Linked DNA regions of Homo sapiens: region 1 is linked to region 2. Evidence: chromatin loops called from intact Hi-C (ENCODE). Cell type or tissue: MCF 10A. All regions are shown on one strand. Links, peaks and the distances in the headings refer to the core of each region. The heading gives the core; the rest is flanking DNA. Region 1 overlaps SIPA1L2 (signal induced proliferation associated 1 like 2). Region 2 has its middle 250 kb from the start of DISC1-IT1.

Region 1 (8,397 bases), core at 299-8,298, 350 kb before region 2:
CTGGCTCTAAGAAGGATGAAGAGGAGAGTTGCCCGTTACAGGAAGGAGGAGCAGGAGAGATGCTTGAAGTTAATGAATTTGTCTATAAGTTAATAAATTTGGGTTAGGTTGGGTTCTTTTGAACAGATGAAGCCAGTAATGTTTGTGTTTTGTTTTTATTTCTAATTTTTAAAAAGCTGTGTGTAAATTTGAGAACCTGCGACAGTAGAAAAAAATGAAGCAACTTGGATTCTAGTTCTGATTCTCTGGAAACACAGTCATTTGACTGCAGGCAAATGCTTACTTTCCTGCCCTAAGACTTTTTCCTTGTCTGTTTAATGGAGAGAAGTGTCTCTTTCTTGTCTCTTCGGAGATTTTTTATGGATCGAATGAACCTACAAGGGTTTGGGGAATAGTAAATCCTTCAATAAATGTAATTATGTTAATACTAACATTTTATAATTAAATATTCAGACAAGTTCTTTGGGTCTACCTGTGGTTTTTAGAAAGTTGATTATATATATATATATATATATATAAAACTTGCTTACTTGCTAACAAGAGATCAGTTTTCACTGTTGGGTGTTCTGTTTGTCTCAGAGTTGTGATAACCACAGTTTCTGCATCCAACTCTTATTCATTAACTTGGAAATGCAAAGAAAGCAGTAATTTCCCATGATCATATTTTTAATAAGAAAATGGGATTTTTAATTAAAAAATTATCTGGGCATGGTGGTACATACTTGTAATACCAGCTGCTTGGGAGAGTGAAGTGGGAGGATCGCTTGAGTCCAGGAGTTTGAGCTGCAGTAAGCTATTGATTGCACCTCTGCACCCCCACCTGGGCAACAGAGTGAGACCCTGTCTCAAAAAAAAAAAAAAAAAAAAAAAAGAAGAAGAAGAAGAATTAAATGGGGTTTTTGGTGTTCTTGTTATTTTAGAAAATGCTGTATATCATATTAAGTGGTCATTCTTTTTTCCTTTTTTTCTTCAGGTAAAGATCTTTAGTGTTATGAACTTCTTAAAAATAATCAAGCCAAATTAATTAGTGGGCATCTGTAATTAAAAGTGGTTTAAGTTTCCTTTTCATATTTAGCACTCAGTTCATACTTGAAACATTCCAAATCCAGTATGTTTAAAGAAGAGTCTTCCCCTCAGTGCCCTGGAATTTGCTCCCTGTGCCTAGTGAATTAAAATGGTATCCCTCTGGAAGCAAAACCTAAAGAAGTACATTATGGGAAAACATTTCTTGAGGATTGATCCTAGCATTACTCCTGGATTTGAGTTTCCAGGAAACTTTGTTTTCTGAAGAATCCAATGAGCTGGCCAACAAAGCTGGGACAATTATGAGTCAAACCAGACAATTAAAAAGTATGGAGCCCTTTCTGCTCCTGTCCTCTTTTCTGCTTTTTAATTTAGTGACCTTGGAAGTTGTACCACAAAGTTTCTTGTTTTATTTTAGGACAAGTTTATTGCAGCAGAGGGACATAGAATTTAGACTTGACACAGTGGAGCCAGTATTTTTAATATTTTTCTTCACCCACCAGATCATTCTGCTGGTCTGTCCGTGTGGAATTGCTTTATTTTGGTGACAGTTCCTGAGTAGTTGGACTGACACTCTGGTACTTTGTCTTTATTCTGTCAGGCCCCCAAGAAGACGGCGGTATGGGAAGCTTTGGGGAGGCCCCCTCAGAAGAGGACTGTACTGACCCCTTAGCAGGACACTTCAGTCTGGGAGGGAAGAGTCCTTGGGCACAGTCTTGATGTGGGCAGGGACATCTGCAGTGAGAGGATGTAAAAATCCACAGCCCTGGCCTCCCTGTCTCAGATACCGGTCAGGGGGGCACAGTCTCAGATGAGTGACTTGCTGCCTAGGCCCACCTTGGAGAATAAGTCTAATTTTAGGGTTATCAACTCAGGGCAGGGCATGTGTCACAGGCCTACGGTATATAGATTCTGGAGTTGGAAGAACTCTCAAGCAGTGGGTTACGGCAGGGGCCCATGGCCTGTTAGGAACCGGGCTGCACAGAAGGAGGCGAGCAGCAGGCGAGCATTACTGCCTGAGCTCCGCCTCCTGCCAGATCAACTGCAGCATTAGATTCTCATAGGAGTGCAAACCCTACTGTGAGCTTCACATACATTTAGGTTGAGCACTCTAATGTCTCATGATCTGAAGTGGAACAGCTTCATCCCAAGCCACCCACCCTACCCACCCCACTCCAGTGTGTGAAAAAATTGTCTTCCACGAAAACGGTTCCTGGTGCCAAAAATGTTGGGGACCGCTGGGTTAGGGGATCCCATGAGAGGTGTACACACCATCTGGCCTGCTTTTTGAGGAGTTAGACTCAGATGCTGCCAAGCACCAGGGTCCCTGGTAGGATGACAGATACAGGCCTGGGGAGGCCGGGTCTGTGTTTTCCTGCAGCACAGTCCACTTTAACTGGCGTTCAGTATTGGCACTACAGGGACTAGGAGAGTCTTAGGCACTTCTCAGAGAGGTTAGGAAGTGGAATATTGGTCTAGAACCTAAGGGCAACCTTTTATGTAGATAATACTGATTTCCTCAGTTGCAGTTTTGCCAGCAGCTTGGTCTATCCCACTTCCTGATTTGCCTTCCTCTCTTGGCTCCTCAAAGCTGTTTTTAATTGGGCACAAGTTATTCCTCAGTGAGATGGAAAGAACACTAGCTAAGGACTGGACATATGCACGGGAGTAAATCGCTCCACCCTGCCTATCCAGGCGTCTGCTTGCTCAGGTGTCAGGTGGTGATTAGACTCATAGTTTGCATCTGTGGTGTTAAATCTTCTGGAGTACTTATGTGTGCTTCCTCACTGGTCCCACAACAGTTATCTAAGTGTGCTAAGCAGACATGATCCCCATTGTGCAGATGAAACTGAAGTAAGTGGCCTGCTGAGGGTCCCAGTCATGTCTCCAGAGATGTGATGCAAAGCTCTTAATTCTTAATCTTTTGTGCTGTCTACGACATGAGCAGCCTTGCAGTGCACCAAGCGTCTCGTGGGGTGTAAGGCCTGTGAAAATATATTTGAGTATAAAATATTATTGGCCGGGTGTGTTGACTCATGCCTGTAATCCCAGCACTTTGGGAGGCCAAGGCGGGCAGATTGCCTGAGGTCAGAAGTTCCAGACCAGTCTGAACAACATGGTGAAACCCCGTCTCTACTAGAAATACAAAAAAAAAAAAAAAAAAAAAAAAAATAGCCAGGCTTGGTGGCGGGTGCCTGTAATCCCAGCTACTCAGGAGGCTGAGGCAGAGGAATTGCTTGAACCAGGGAGGTGGAGGTTGCCATGAGCCAAGATTGCGCCACTGCACTCCAGCCTGGGCGACAGAGCAAGACTCCGTCTCCAAAAAAAAAAAAAAAAAAAGCTATTATTATTCTAACAAAAATTTCTGTTGCATAGGAATAAAGGGCAGTATTTTTGTAAATACCTGCCATAAAAAAAAAACGTTAAATTAATCAACAGTAGGTATTGTTCATTCAATGTTAATATCCATTTTCTTCTTTATCTTAGTGTGGGACTTTAAAAGGGAGAAGCAGCAGCTAACAGTCCTCTTTTTATACAAGGAAGAATATTATATGTTCTGTGTAATTTAAACATCCATTGGTTTTATGAAGGATCTTAAAAAAATGTTATATTTATTGAATTTAAAGTTTATTTGTATATATGTAAGTTAGCATACATATACAGTTACATAATTTGGACACATTAGAAAAATACAAGGAAGAAAGCAGAAAGCATGCATAAGGCTACTTGTAAGAGCTAACCACTATCATAATATGGGGGTGTTTCTTTCCTGTATTTTTATGTATATAGATTTTTAACATACTTTGTTTCATGCCTTATATAAACCTTTCTGTATATGGCTGTTTACACATAATATTATATTATAAATCCTCAAGTTGATGCATATTCTTAAAAAATTGGGATTGTGTAGTTATTTATTTTATATATGTACTATGTTTATCCCTGATCACTGACTGTTAAGACTGTTTCTGATTTTTCATTCTTGTAGTTTTGGATGAATATTTTTCTATATAAGTTTTTAATTTTCTTATTATAAGTCTCTTATTTTCTTGGGTAGATTTTTCAGATGTAGAGTATTTGAACATTTTATAGGACTTAATATATATTACCTTATTGGTGTTCAAAGAGAGCTGCCAGTTTGCATCTGTCTGTAGCATGTGGGACATGCATCCCCCAGACCCTCACCGGCATGGGGAGTGTGTTTGTGTGTGTGACATGCATGTGTGACACACTCATGGACTTTTGTAACTTGCTTGGTCAGAAGTGGTATACTATTGTTTTAACTTCATTTCTTCTATGACTCATTATTCATGTGCATGTCTTACCCAGCTAAGCTTCCTGAAGATTAGGAAGCTCTTTCATTCATCTTTCATACTCTTCCCACCCACAGCATCCAGTACAGTGCCCTGGTAGAACTGAATACGTTGATTTACTGAAGTAACAAGAGGGTTTTTTTATATCAGACAATAAACCACATAAAACTGTTCAGCAAAACTCAGTATCTTATAACTCAAGTAAATATGGGAACAGTGCAAAGATGGCTTTCAGTGTGTGTGAGTAGTGAATGGAGTTTGTTGTGTATTTGCTGCTAAAATTACTGTTTTTAAAAAATCAAATACTGGACTGTTGTATGGATTGGCAGGATTTTCTTTTCATGTCCTTTATGCCAAGTTGAAAGGAAGCATCTTCAGATTTGAAGGCTTTGTGTTTATTTGTTGCATTTTAATAAAGAATACAGTGATGGGACACGCTTTGCACAGTTTAGTTCAATTTTTAACAATATTGATTGATGTTAGTTTTGTTGAACACCATAATACAGATACTTTGCAAGAGTTTTCACTGTGGATTCAATGGAAAATAATATTAGTGAGAACAGAATGTTTTCCGGAAGGATTGTATTTTTTTTAAAGCTCCAGCCTGCCAGTTTTCTTATAAAATGCTCATGTTCTCTTCTTTGCTACCCACTGTCACTAAACATTCATTTAAAGAATAGGACAGATTATTTTTTATGATTTCTAAATGAAATTAATAAGTACAGTCTATATTGGTTGACATTAAGTAGAAATTCTTTTCTCCTTTTGCTGTGTTTTCCTCAGACATAAATGCCTCTGCTTAAATTATTAATTGGAATGACTGATTTCCTGCTGTGCCATCTGTAATTCAGGGGTCACATTGCTGAAAAGATGTATTAACTAATAACCTCCTGAGAGAAGGAGGTGAGGGCTATCTCTTTTTATCTCTTTCTGATTTAAAAAGATTTAATGGGAAGCAGTCAATACTCACAGCTGTTCTTCTGTCTCCTTCAAAAAACTCCATGATCAAAATTATCTATTTAACAAAACAGCCCTTTGTTTATTCTATTTTTGACTTACAGAATGATGGGCAGGGTAGCAGTTTACTACCAGAAATTGGTTCTTGTTCCTTATTGACATACAGGAAGTTTAAAACTTTACAAAAGCCATATTCTAATACAGTATAAAGTCTCTCAAATAATTTCAAATGTAAGTTGTAGTTGGGAAGAGAATAGTGCTTCCCTGGAGATTGTTTTGGGCAACTCACTCAGCTTCTAAAAGCTTTTCTTTGCCTCTTGGAGAATCAGCTTAAACACTGCAGTCAGTTACTGGTTTGTGTTCTCTTATTCTTTGTGTGTAAATCAGTGAGCAGTCATCCTATACTTTGTAAACCTGACTATTTCCTTTACTGGGTTCCTTTGGAATAGTTATGGGTTTCATTCATTTGCTTAATTTCAAATCAGTATGTTTGTCAATAAATATACACTCATATATTACATTTTCAGCTATTTCACGGCTTTAGATCCCATTGAATCTTTAGAATAATCCTTTGAAATAGATAAAATTATTCCCACTTTACAGATAGGAAACTGAGGCTCAGAGATTACAGATGGCTTTACCATCATCTCAGCAGCATATAGTAGAGCTGGATATTTGCCGAGGGTCCATATGCCAGGACATGTCTATGTCTTCCCCATGCTTAGAGTTTAGAAGAGGATAGCAGCAAACAATAAACTGGTATAGAATAGTCTGGTGTAACTTAGAGTAAAAAAAAAAAAAAGGCACAATGCTATGGGGGCCACTTAGACCCAACCTTAAGGTTTGAGAAGGCTTTTTAAAAACATGATACGTGAACTGAGGTGTGATGGATAACACCTCTTAGTAAGGCAGGAAATAAATACATCTTGAAGAGATGTGGGCAGAGGTAGTGCATGTACAAAGGATAAGAACATGAAGGTCAACACATGGGAGCATGGAGGGTGGAAATCCAGCAGCTGCACAAGGGGCTGGAACTCATGGACCAAATCATGAGTGGCTTGTGCTGCCTTAAAGCAAGCAGCTTTATTCAGAGGGAAATAAGGAACTGTTGAAGGGTTTCATTATAATCTAGGAGAACTATGATAGTGGTTCTAACTCTGGTCGTGGCAGTCAAGATGAAGAAATTGACATGGATTTGAGGAGTATTTGGAAGGTAAAATGGGCAGGATTGAATGTGGGCTGTGAAGGGAAGGCAGGATGAGCACTGGGTGTTTGGGTTGGGCACCTGAGTGGTTGGTGGTGCCTTTCCCTGAGCTGGGCAGAGGAGGAACAGATTTGGGTGCAGGGAGGGGTAGGCAGGAGGACCTAGACTATCTTCCTGCAACTGTGAGACATCTTTGGACTTGTGGATAAGGATTTATGAGTCATCAGCATAGAGATGGCATATGAGACTATGAGGTTGGCACAAGGGAATGTATAAAATTAAAAGAGAAGGCAGGCTAGGGTAAACCCTGAAAAACATCAGCATTTAAAGACAACCTGAGGAGGAGGAGGAGCCAGCCAGCAGACCAAAAGAGACAAATGAGAATCAGTGTGCTCCAAGCATGTGTTATGATACTGTGTCGACTCAGGACTTTGGGATACTTTGGTCTGCAGTCATTTCAATTTAAATGGATGGATATAGGTTAGTGATGATTGTCAACCGAGTGTCAGGCATGACTGGGAGTAGAAGCAGTGACTGTGACAGACCAGGACCCCACCCAGATGGAGTTTACCAAGCTGCTTTACTTACAGAGTCACCCAAGAGCTCCATTTAACAAACCTTTGATTGGGCCCTTTCCTTCACTATGAAGTACAAATCAGTATAAAGGAAACTCATAATATGGGTTTCTTGTGGAGACTAAATCCTTCAGGGTTTCTTTATTGAGGTCCTGCTTTACTCCAATGAAAAAATTCTTAACTACATCAAGGAGATCAGCTTTTCTGGGATGTCACTTGAGAAATTCCTCCAAATAGCACGTGGAGTACTTTAAAAATTAGTTGGCCTAACACCAGTGTGAACTTTCCAGCAAGAAAAGATTTTATTCCCCTTCGCAGATCATAGGTTACCCCTATGTTATAAAACCCCAAAGAGGAGAATTCTGCTGGTTTTTATGTTCTCATGTTCAAAAATATTTATCTCTGGTACCACCCCAGTGTTTAATTCAAGATAAATGTTTAAGAACTTATTTTCATGTTCAGATCTATCAAAAACTTACCAGGCAAAAATATTATTGAACTTGTATATCAATTTATTACCATTATTATTTAATAGTAGCTACTTATCAAATTGTCTTATAGCTTTGATTTTCGTATTCTACTGTAATAGGAATGTGAGTTAATGGGTTGTTTTATAGCCATTTGGTTATAATTTCACTTAATACCAGGCTTAGTTTTTGGTAAATGCATTTTAGGTGATCAGACCTCAAGTGCGAGCAGCACCTCAGCTCATTGATTGTCTTCTTGGCCACAGAGAGAGGGTAAAAGTGGGATCAGTTTGTTCTTCCTTTTATTCCCTGTCCTATTATCCATATTAGTATTAGAGCTGTTGGGATACTGGCATGAAAAATAAGCATTTTTTTTACTATAGTTATACTTGTATTATAAATCTGCTATATAATTTTAACCATTTTTTCCCTTGAATGGGGCTCGTAATTTGTGCATTTTGTGGTTTTCAATCCATTTGCTACAGCTGCATTCCTGATAAGTGGCTCAATTAGAACTCTAATATTGGTCTTAAAGACTCACTGATGTCTCATGGAAAACGTCGAAAAACATCTTATTTAAAGACAATTATGCTTAAATATCAAATGCTCTCCATTTCTTTTCTATCCCTTTAAAATTATTACCAAGACAGTTAGCATGAGAACAGCTCCTTCATGCTCTAAAATTCTTCAATTTTGGTCGGTGGCCTTCCCTAGCCCTTCCTCACTTGGGGGCACCCCACTACCTGTGGGGTTTCTGTCTGGGTTTTTAAAGTGCTTGCAGAATGTTGGTGATAATTATTTATTTTTACTGGGGAGCAAAGCCATAGAATTTTATGAAATGCAAGAATAATTGGAAA
Region 2 (8,397 bases), core at 329-8,328:
CTGAAAATAACTCCTGGCACAAGCAGAAGCACGACCCCTCGGAACATCTAAGTGCCACCCTGAACAGGTGTAGACATGCCCCTTGGGGGATATGAGGAATTGATTAGGATCTACTGTACATTTAGAATAGTGTCTGAAAACGGCATCATGGAGCTATTATTGTTATTTTAAATAAATAAAGTTAGAGATGGTTCTGAAAGAAGATGCCCAGTATTTTTGGTGGAAACATTAAAAGGAGAGAAAAGGAGGGGGTCAAAAGAAATAGTGATCCCACTTGTTCAGTTTGATATCAATTACTGGGGAAGATCAGGACACACGCAGTGAGGGTCGTGTCAATGCTGAAAAGGCTAAACAATCATTGTATTTATTTGAATCAACTTTTTAAAAGCCACTTTTTAAAAGTGGCTTCATCTCCCCTTCCCCTGCCAAAAAGACCAAACTAGTGAAGACAAATGCTGGTAACTATATCTGTTTGCATTTTAAGTGTATCTCTATCTGAACAATTCACAGAACAGTGTGATCAGAAGGATCCCGTAACAGTTTCTGCATCCATGCCATTAAAGGTATACCCACCATTGACAGCCACTGCCGAGGACCTGGACCTGTTCCAAGTCAGGGATTTGCATAGCTTCTGTTTCCTGCCTCCTTTTGGTTCCCGCTTTTCTCCTCTTTACGCAAGCGCATGTGTTGTTCTGCTTTATCCAACCATTCCCTCCCACACCTTTCCCTTCCTCAGGTCTCCCCTTCATATCCCTGCCCAGCACTCTGGGATGAGCCTTTCTCCCATCTTACCCTCTTAGGGCCAAGCTTGCTATGGAATGCAAACTGAATTATGCTAAACAGTGAATGGGGTAATGTGCCAGTGTTAGCAAGGCTCTGACGTGATAAAGTCTTAATCTAGAGAAATAATTCATGGTGGTAGTTCAGAGTCTATGGCAAGGTAACGGAGATGGTTTAGGAACTGTGAGCCTGTTGATAAGCTCTTAAGTCACATTAGAGACAGTTGCTTATGAGTTGGGTTGATCCTACCCAGATGATAGCATTACTTAGGGCTCGACCCAGGGCAAGGGTTGTGGCATTCTAGCCAAGGGCCACATGTACATATATTAGGAACACAAAGAAGTCTGACTTAATATCTCTATTAAATCCTACTGTATATTGCAATGATCTCATTACTGATCTTACAAGGGGAGGAGGTGGCAGTGAGATAATCTCATTTGTATAAATCCCTACATATTATCACTAAAAATTACTGGGTGAGGTAATACATTTATTTGGTTATACATTATGGAATTAATTTTGCTAAAACATAATTGGGTGTGCATGTAAAACTATATACACACTGGAGGTTATTTACTGATGAAAATTATTATATGTAATAGATGTACTCTTGAAAGGTTGTTGATAAATATAAATGTGGCCAAGCATAGTGGCTCATGCCTGTAATCCCAGCACTTTGGGAGGCTGAGGCAGGAGGATCTCTTGAGGTTCAGGAGTTACACCAGACCAGCTTGGGCAACATAGCAAGACCTTGTCTCTACAAAAAATGTGAAAAAATCAGCCAGGTGTGGTGGCACATGTCTGTAGTCCTAGCTACTCGGGAGGCTGAGGTGGTAGGATTGCTTGAGCCCAGGAGTTTGAGGCTGCAGTGAGCTATGATTGCACCAATATACTTCAGCCTGAGTAACAGAGTGAGACCCTGTCTCTAAAAGTAAAAAAAAAAAAAAAAAAAAAAAAAAAAAAAAAAAAAAAAAAAAAGATAAATGTAAATGTTAATAAATAAATAAATAAATAAATATACACGGATACCATTTTTAAATGCACAAAGGGATACTGCTATTTAAAGAAAGCCTGTAATGACACCTATTGAAAAATGAGAGCTCTTTATGAAATGATTAATCATCTCTGAATTTTGAATCTTTAGTCTATCTGTTATCTTTGATAAAGTTTACTTGATCATGCAAATTGTGTACTTTATACGCACGAGTAATATGTAATATTACTTATGCATATGTAATAGCCACATATACTAAATCCAGCATTTTTTATTCCTGTTGCAACCTGGAGCCATGAACAACCCAAGTCCTACTGAGGCCAGTGTACTTAGCCCATCAACCTTCCATAGGCAGGATGCTCCCCATGGGCCCATGTCATGCCAACATAGCTATATTGCTCCCCATGGTAGCACCTTCCAAAGAAATAGCACCTTCTGGAAACTGAATCTTTTTGTTACATTTCCTTCTCTACAAATTGTGTTTCTTATTTTGCTTCTGATATTGTCTGGGACCAGGGAGACTTGAGCAGACCTGTTTCACGTGGAAATGTTGCTGGTTCAGCTTGGTTGAAAAAAGGGAGGACTGTAACCTCCGACTGCAATTTCCTGCCCAGCTTCCTGAGCAGCAGCTTTCAGACTCTTTTAGCCTGGTTATTTATTATCTGGGCTGACTGTATCTGTAGGTCATTGATCGTTACTATATTCTGATGCTGTCTTTATGAGCAAGTCCAAGAACTTCTAGTCTTAAAAATGTGAGAAAATTACATCTGTAATTTCTGGACCGGCTATAACTACCATATAAGAAAGTGTTTTAGGAACGCTTTTAACATAGAACTCAGATGTTTAATTTAGAGAAAATACTATGTGACAATCACGAAGTCAGCAGAGGAAAAGAGAGAAATCGCTGGTTCCATTCTTAGATAGTTCCTTTTTTGTTTCTCTTTTGACTTAATGCTAATATCCTGGCAACACTCTTCAGCTTTTCTCTGGACCTAGTCTCTGGGCCCTTGAGAGATATTTTCTTCCTACTAAGTTAAATTACTTCCCCTGCATGTTATTTCTTGTGGGCTTCTATGAAAAACCACCCTCAACGATGTTGGCCATTGTCGCGAATGTCTTCTGACTCTTTCTCACCTACTTACATATGCCCTCCATGCTGGTCATCACGACTTCTAAAACCCTACATCTTAATAGTGGCCAATGGTATGAAACCAAGGAAGCTTTTGTATAATATACCCTGACCACGATTCAGAAAATATATTCACAATTTTTTTTTTTTTTTTTCTGAGACAGAGTCTCACTCTGTCACCCAGGCTGGAGTGCACTGGCATGATCTCGGCTCACTGCAACCTCCGCCTCCAGGGTTCAAGTGATTCTCCTGCCTCAGCCTCCCAACTAGCTGGGACTACAGGTGCCCGCCACCATGCCAGGCTAATTTTTTTATTTTTGGTAGAGACGGGGTTTCACCCCATTGGCCAGGCTGGTCTCGAACTGCTGACCTTGTGATCCGCCAGCTTCGGCCTCCCAAAGTGCTTGGATTACAGGCGTGAACCACTGTGCCCAGCCTATTCACAATATTTATAAGCAAAGAAGCTCGACATTACACCAAAAATGGGAGTGTCAGAGACACACTCAAGCAAAGAGACATGTAGCTCCCTGGACTCACATGCATGTACTATGATGTCAGCTTGCTCTGCACCGCTGTCTGCAGTGACACCAGATGACACTTACCAATGGCCCCCTCCAGCTGACTCTCTTAAACCACCACTGGAAACATGCCTGGGATTACATGCTCCTCAGAGCAGAAAGAAAAATTTTCACCTTCTCATTTGCACATCTACGAAGATTCCCCAAGGGCTTCTAATATAATGTTCCGAGTAAGAGGGTAGAAAAGCTAATTGGATTTCTGTTCATAAATTGTTGAGCTGGTGCATTTATTTGTATGATAAAGTAAAATGTTAATGATATTCAACATGTATGGCATGTAATGAATTTATAAATCATCTCATTTATATTTCATAAGCATTGAATTTTGATCCTTTCTTCCCAACTGTCTCTCCTTGATCTAAAAGATCTATAATGTAATCATGGAGGAGAATCCTAGTATTGCCACTGTAGTTTCCCTTTTTAGATACATGTATTGATTATATTCTAATGCATATTGCCTTCTTTATATGAGCAATTCTCATTAAGTAGGAGTATTTGGTCATAAGAGTGGCACTCAGATGTTTACACAGCATCTCCTGCTGGTTCAGCTAGGTTCCTGTACCAAAGAGACAATTCAGGATATGGATTATGATAGGGATTCAGAAAGAACGCTGAACTAAGAGGTAAGAGTCTAGGTATGAATTGTGGCTCTACCAATAATTACATCTGTAGCTCTGAACTAAGTCATCTTAGTTTCCCCATCTGCTAAATGAGGGGCAGGAATTTATAGTCTCCAAGATCTCTTAAAGCTCTAACATTCTCTGTTCCTATGACATAGAAGTTCTGATAGTAGGGTAAATGAAGAAAGTAGTGGAAAAAATGTCATCGACTTCCTTTTAGGGGAGAAGGAAGAACTGAGTAAGAGAGCCATCTGGCCAAAGTGGGAACATCTTGGGGACAAGCTAAATCAACAAGATTCACAAATCGGGGGGAAAATACAATTCTTACCAAGGGGAGCGAAGGTTTTGATGAGAAAGTCAACAGTAAGCAACAAACCAAAACTGGCAGTACAAGAGCAAATGGGCTATTGGTCAGTAGCTGAGAGACTCATAGCAGATGGCGTCAAGCTTGAGAAATGATGCCTGGAGTATGGATCACAGCAGAGATTGTGGATGATGGGTGTATCCTGGGGCTCCCCCTTTAAGCAGCTCCAGGTTGGTTATCTGGGCATGGACATCACTTCTCAACAGAATTGCAGGTGCTGTCCAGTAATATCTTATTTTTTGAAATCTAAAATGACAGTGTCAACCAGGGCTTTCAGGGAATGTTTTCAGGCAGAATTTCAGCATGGGTAGCTGACTGCATCAGTTTGCTTGTATCACTTGGTCCTCGGTGATGAAAGCCATATATTTAGCAATTAGTCTTTTGAGGGCAAAATGAATTTTTCAATAAATGATGCTAAGATTTGGGAGAGAAAGCCTAAGCATTTGGGGAAAAATTAGATTCCCTACTTTATATCACGTACCAATATAAATTCCAAGAGAATTAAATGTTTCTGTGAAAAAAAAAAATAGCGAACTGAAAGAAAATCTTATTCCTAGAGGCAAAGTTTAATATCTTTAATATACAAAACCTGCCTATAAATAGATTAATAAAATAAGAATTCCGTAGTGGAAAAAGGAATACAAAACAGAAACAAGTAACTCATAAATGAAGACATAAAACTGACCAGTAAATGGATGAAAACATGTTGAAGCTCATAAAGAAATCAAAGAAAATGCAAATAGAAACATATGAAATACCACTTTAACGCATCAAAGATTTTATTTTAAATGGTACTTGATGTTGGTGAAGATTTGAGGGAAGAATGAATCCACTCTGCATGCATTGCTCTTTGGGACTCAGGGCTGCTGGGTCCCTCAATGGGCTTTCAGCTACTACATTTCACAGGTTTGCTTTAAGAGAGATGTGGCCAGGCAACTGAGTTTTGGCCAAAGGGATGTGAGTAGAAGTGAAGCCCACCACTCTAGGCCTGCCCATACATGCCAGGCATGGGACCCTCTGCGCCTCCTTCTCTGTTGGTTGATCAGTGGCAGAGGACCCAGAAGAGGACCGCAAGGCCCTACGAAGCCATGATAGAAAAAGTTTGAATAGAGCAAGCCCCCCTCACCACTCTATTACCAATTTGTTCTTCATGAACAAGAAATAAAATTCTTTTGTGTTAAACCACTGAAAGTGGAGGTTTATCTGTTATGTCAGCTGCGAGCACTGCCGTCAGAGGTTTTCAAAAATTGATGGCTTAAAGTGAGGTGCTGCCATAAAAAACACTTAAATATGTGACAGTAGCTTAGTGGTTGGGTGACAGGTGTGTGGGGAAATAGATCGAGCAGGCTGGATGGCTAGAAAGCCCTGTTAAGTCATGGCAAATAAGTGGCAAACCTGTTACCTTGAATGTCTTAGAAGGGAGACCCCCTCAAGGCCTCCTAAGCCCATAGCTCCAGGAAAAGTGGTGGTAGGAGCTAAAGTGATCAACTAAATCTACAGATGCCTTTAATAAGGTAATACAAATGTCATCCAAAAGACCACCAGGATGGCTTAATAGTAGAAAGAGGAGCTTTATCGGCCATATCAGTTCACAAGCTGGGAAGACAGAATCTCTGGTATGAACTGGAGGTGCTCTCTCTTTTAGGAGGGGAGGGGCAGGTTGGTTTTTATGCCTCACAGGGTCTGTATTACACAATACCGTCATACATATTCAGCAGGTTTGGGGGAAAAGCTATATATATTTATGAGCGGAGCCAAGCTGATGCACAATAGGTAAACATAAATGTAATATACATCCCATGTTCACTTTGGGGCAGGGTTTTAGCATTAAAATGAAGTGGAATTTGGCTCCTTTACATCAAGAGTTGAACTGTAGGACACAAAGACTGTGCAGCCTCTATAAGCTGCTGAAACAGGCATGAAGTCTGCAGGTGCTTATCAGAAAAGAGTGTTTGTAAGGCCAGTCCCCTGCCAAGAGTTGTAGTGGCCTGGGTTGTAAAGCTGGGTTAGGAGGGATCTGATAACTCCTGTTGTTAGGGAATGTATTGAGAGTGTGGTTTTTCTTGTAGTCATAGAAATTTAGAAATACGCCATACCAGCCGGGCCCTGAACCCTTGACCTGCAGGTAACTTTTGTCTTCTAAACCATGGCATCCATCTTAGTTGATAAGGTGGTATTCACTGTGGTCTCTCAGATCACACAAGAGAGATGACCTCTGACAACAACTGACTGTTTTTTCTTTTTAGAGGAGATAGAAAAAATGAGAAAGTCCACAAATAAAAGACCTCAAAGGTGGAAAAATTGAGGACTTCAGGACCCCAAATAACAATTGTTAAGACTGGAAAGGTCTAGTCAACCTTCTCAGTTAAACAAAGTGATTTGGCTCGTGTCAAAGGCCTTTTTTTTTTTTTTTTTTTTAAAGTTGCTCATAGACAGTCACCATCAACTTGCAAGAGGGAAGCTGTGGTGAGGATGCACAGGGAAAAGGCAGGCATGAGGGTCCTGCCTCAGGGAGCCCCTCCGTGAGGCTGCCACGTGTGGGACCAGCTGGAAGAAGACCATCAGAAGCTATTAAATATTCAAGGGAACTATTCTGCCTTGGAAACAAAAAGACCATAGAGGCCTTTCATCTGTTGAGATTAAAACAATACTTGTGTCTCCAAATTTGTGTGAGCAGCAAGTAGATTATAAGAGTTAGGGAGTTCCTGGCCGGGCACAGTGGCTCACGCCTGTAATCCCAGGACTTTGGGAGGCTGAGGCAGGCAGATCACAGGTCAGGAGACAGAGACCATCCTGGCCAACATGGTGAAACCCCGTCTCTACTAAAAATATACAAAAATTAGCTGGGTGTGGTTGGTGCGCACCTGTATTTCCAGCTATTCGGGAGGCTGAGGCAGGAGAATCACTTGAATCCGGGAGGCTGAGGTTGCAGTGAGCCGAGATCTCACCACTGCATTCCAGCCTGGGTGACAGAGCAAGACTCCATCTCAAAAAAAAAAAAAAAAAAAAAAGTTGGGGAGTTCCCTGTATTAATCACGTTTGGTTTTTTTTTTGTTTTTGTGGATTTTTTTTGAGACAAAGCCTCACTCTTGTCCCCTAGACTGGAATGCAATGGCACGATCACTGCAACCTCCACCTCCCGGGTTCAAGTAATTCTCCTGCGTCAGCCTCTGAAGTAGCTGGGATTACAGGCACCTGCGACCACACCCAGCTAATTTTTGTATTTTTAGTAGAGACGGGGTTTCGCCATGTTGGCCAGGCTGGTCTTGAACTCCTGACCTCAGGTGATCTACCCACCTTGGCCTCCCAAAGTGCTGGTATTACAGGCATGAGCCACCATGCCTGGCCTTAATAATGTTTTATTATTTTCTGTATTTTGATGCTTTAACAACTTTGGGCTTTGCTGACTCTGGAGGGACCGCCCCTCCCAGGTTAACCAATTCAGAGAGAGAGAGAGAGAGAGAGAGAGAGACTGAGTGTACCTTTCATATGCAAAGCAATCAATCCAGAGCTCATACTCCCAACCACTTCCCCTACAGGGTTCTCACACTCTAGGGCACTATCCTCGTGCCTTGGCCAGATGCCAGACAAGTAAGGCCGGCCCTTATGCACCAGAGTCCACTGAAATCATTCAAACTAGCCAATCCTAAGCCTGCTTACCTTACCTTGCCAGTTTCTTCCTGCGGAAATCAAAATAAAAGCTCTTCCCCACAGTTCCCCACCTCCCTCTGTCTCCTGACTGACCCTGTTGTTTCCATATATCTCCATCCCCCACCCTGCATGGTACCCCCCCGCCGCCTCTCAGGAACTGAATAACACACTGTTTTTTCAATGGTAACCATTTTGTGATATGTTGGCCTTACTATACTTTATTTTTTAAAACATTAATGCACTCTATTTTAAAACAACCCCACGTAACACAAACTCATCAT

What was found. Hi-C counts contacts between places; a loop is a spot of excess contacts. Peaks named below come from ENCODE experiments on the same cell type or tissue, not always from the same donor. Only the 100,000 strongest peaks of a DNase experiment are listed, where the experiment ranks them.
Region 1: a loop joins it to region 2, with 3 times the contacts of the local background. A loop is called at or near these places in 2 of 110 quality-filtered maps.

The regions. Positions count from the first base shown.
Region 1 is chr1:232,520,200-232,528,596 of GRCh38, reverse strand. All of the region lies in intron 2 of SIPA1L2 (signal induced proliferation associated 1 like 2), which reads left to right. Among named protein-coding and RNA genes, the nearest start is that of SIPA1L2, 110 kb to the left of the region's middle. In MCF 10A, for the core only: no CTCF peak of the experiment used is centred there; a DNase peak (open chromatin) is centred at 4,356.
Region 2 is chr1:232,166,737-232,175,133 of GRCh38, reverse strand. No RefSeq gene overlaps it. Among named protein-coding and RNA genes, the nearest start is that of DISC1-IT1, 250 kb to the right of the region's middle. RefSeq lists an enhancer at 7,689-8,264. In MCF 10A, for the core only: a CTCF peak has its summit at 4,010; no DNase peak of the experiment used is centred there.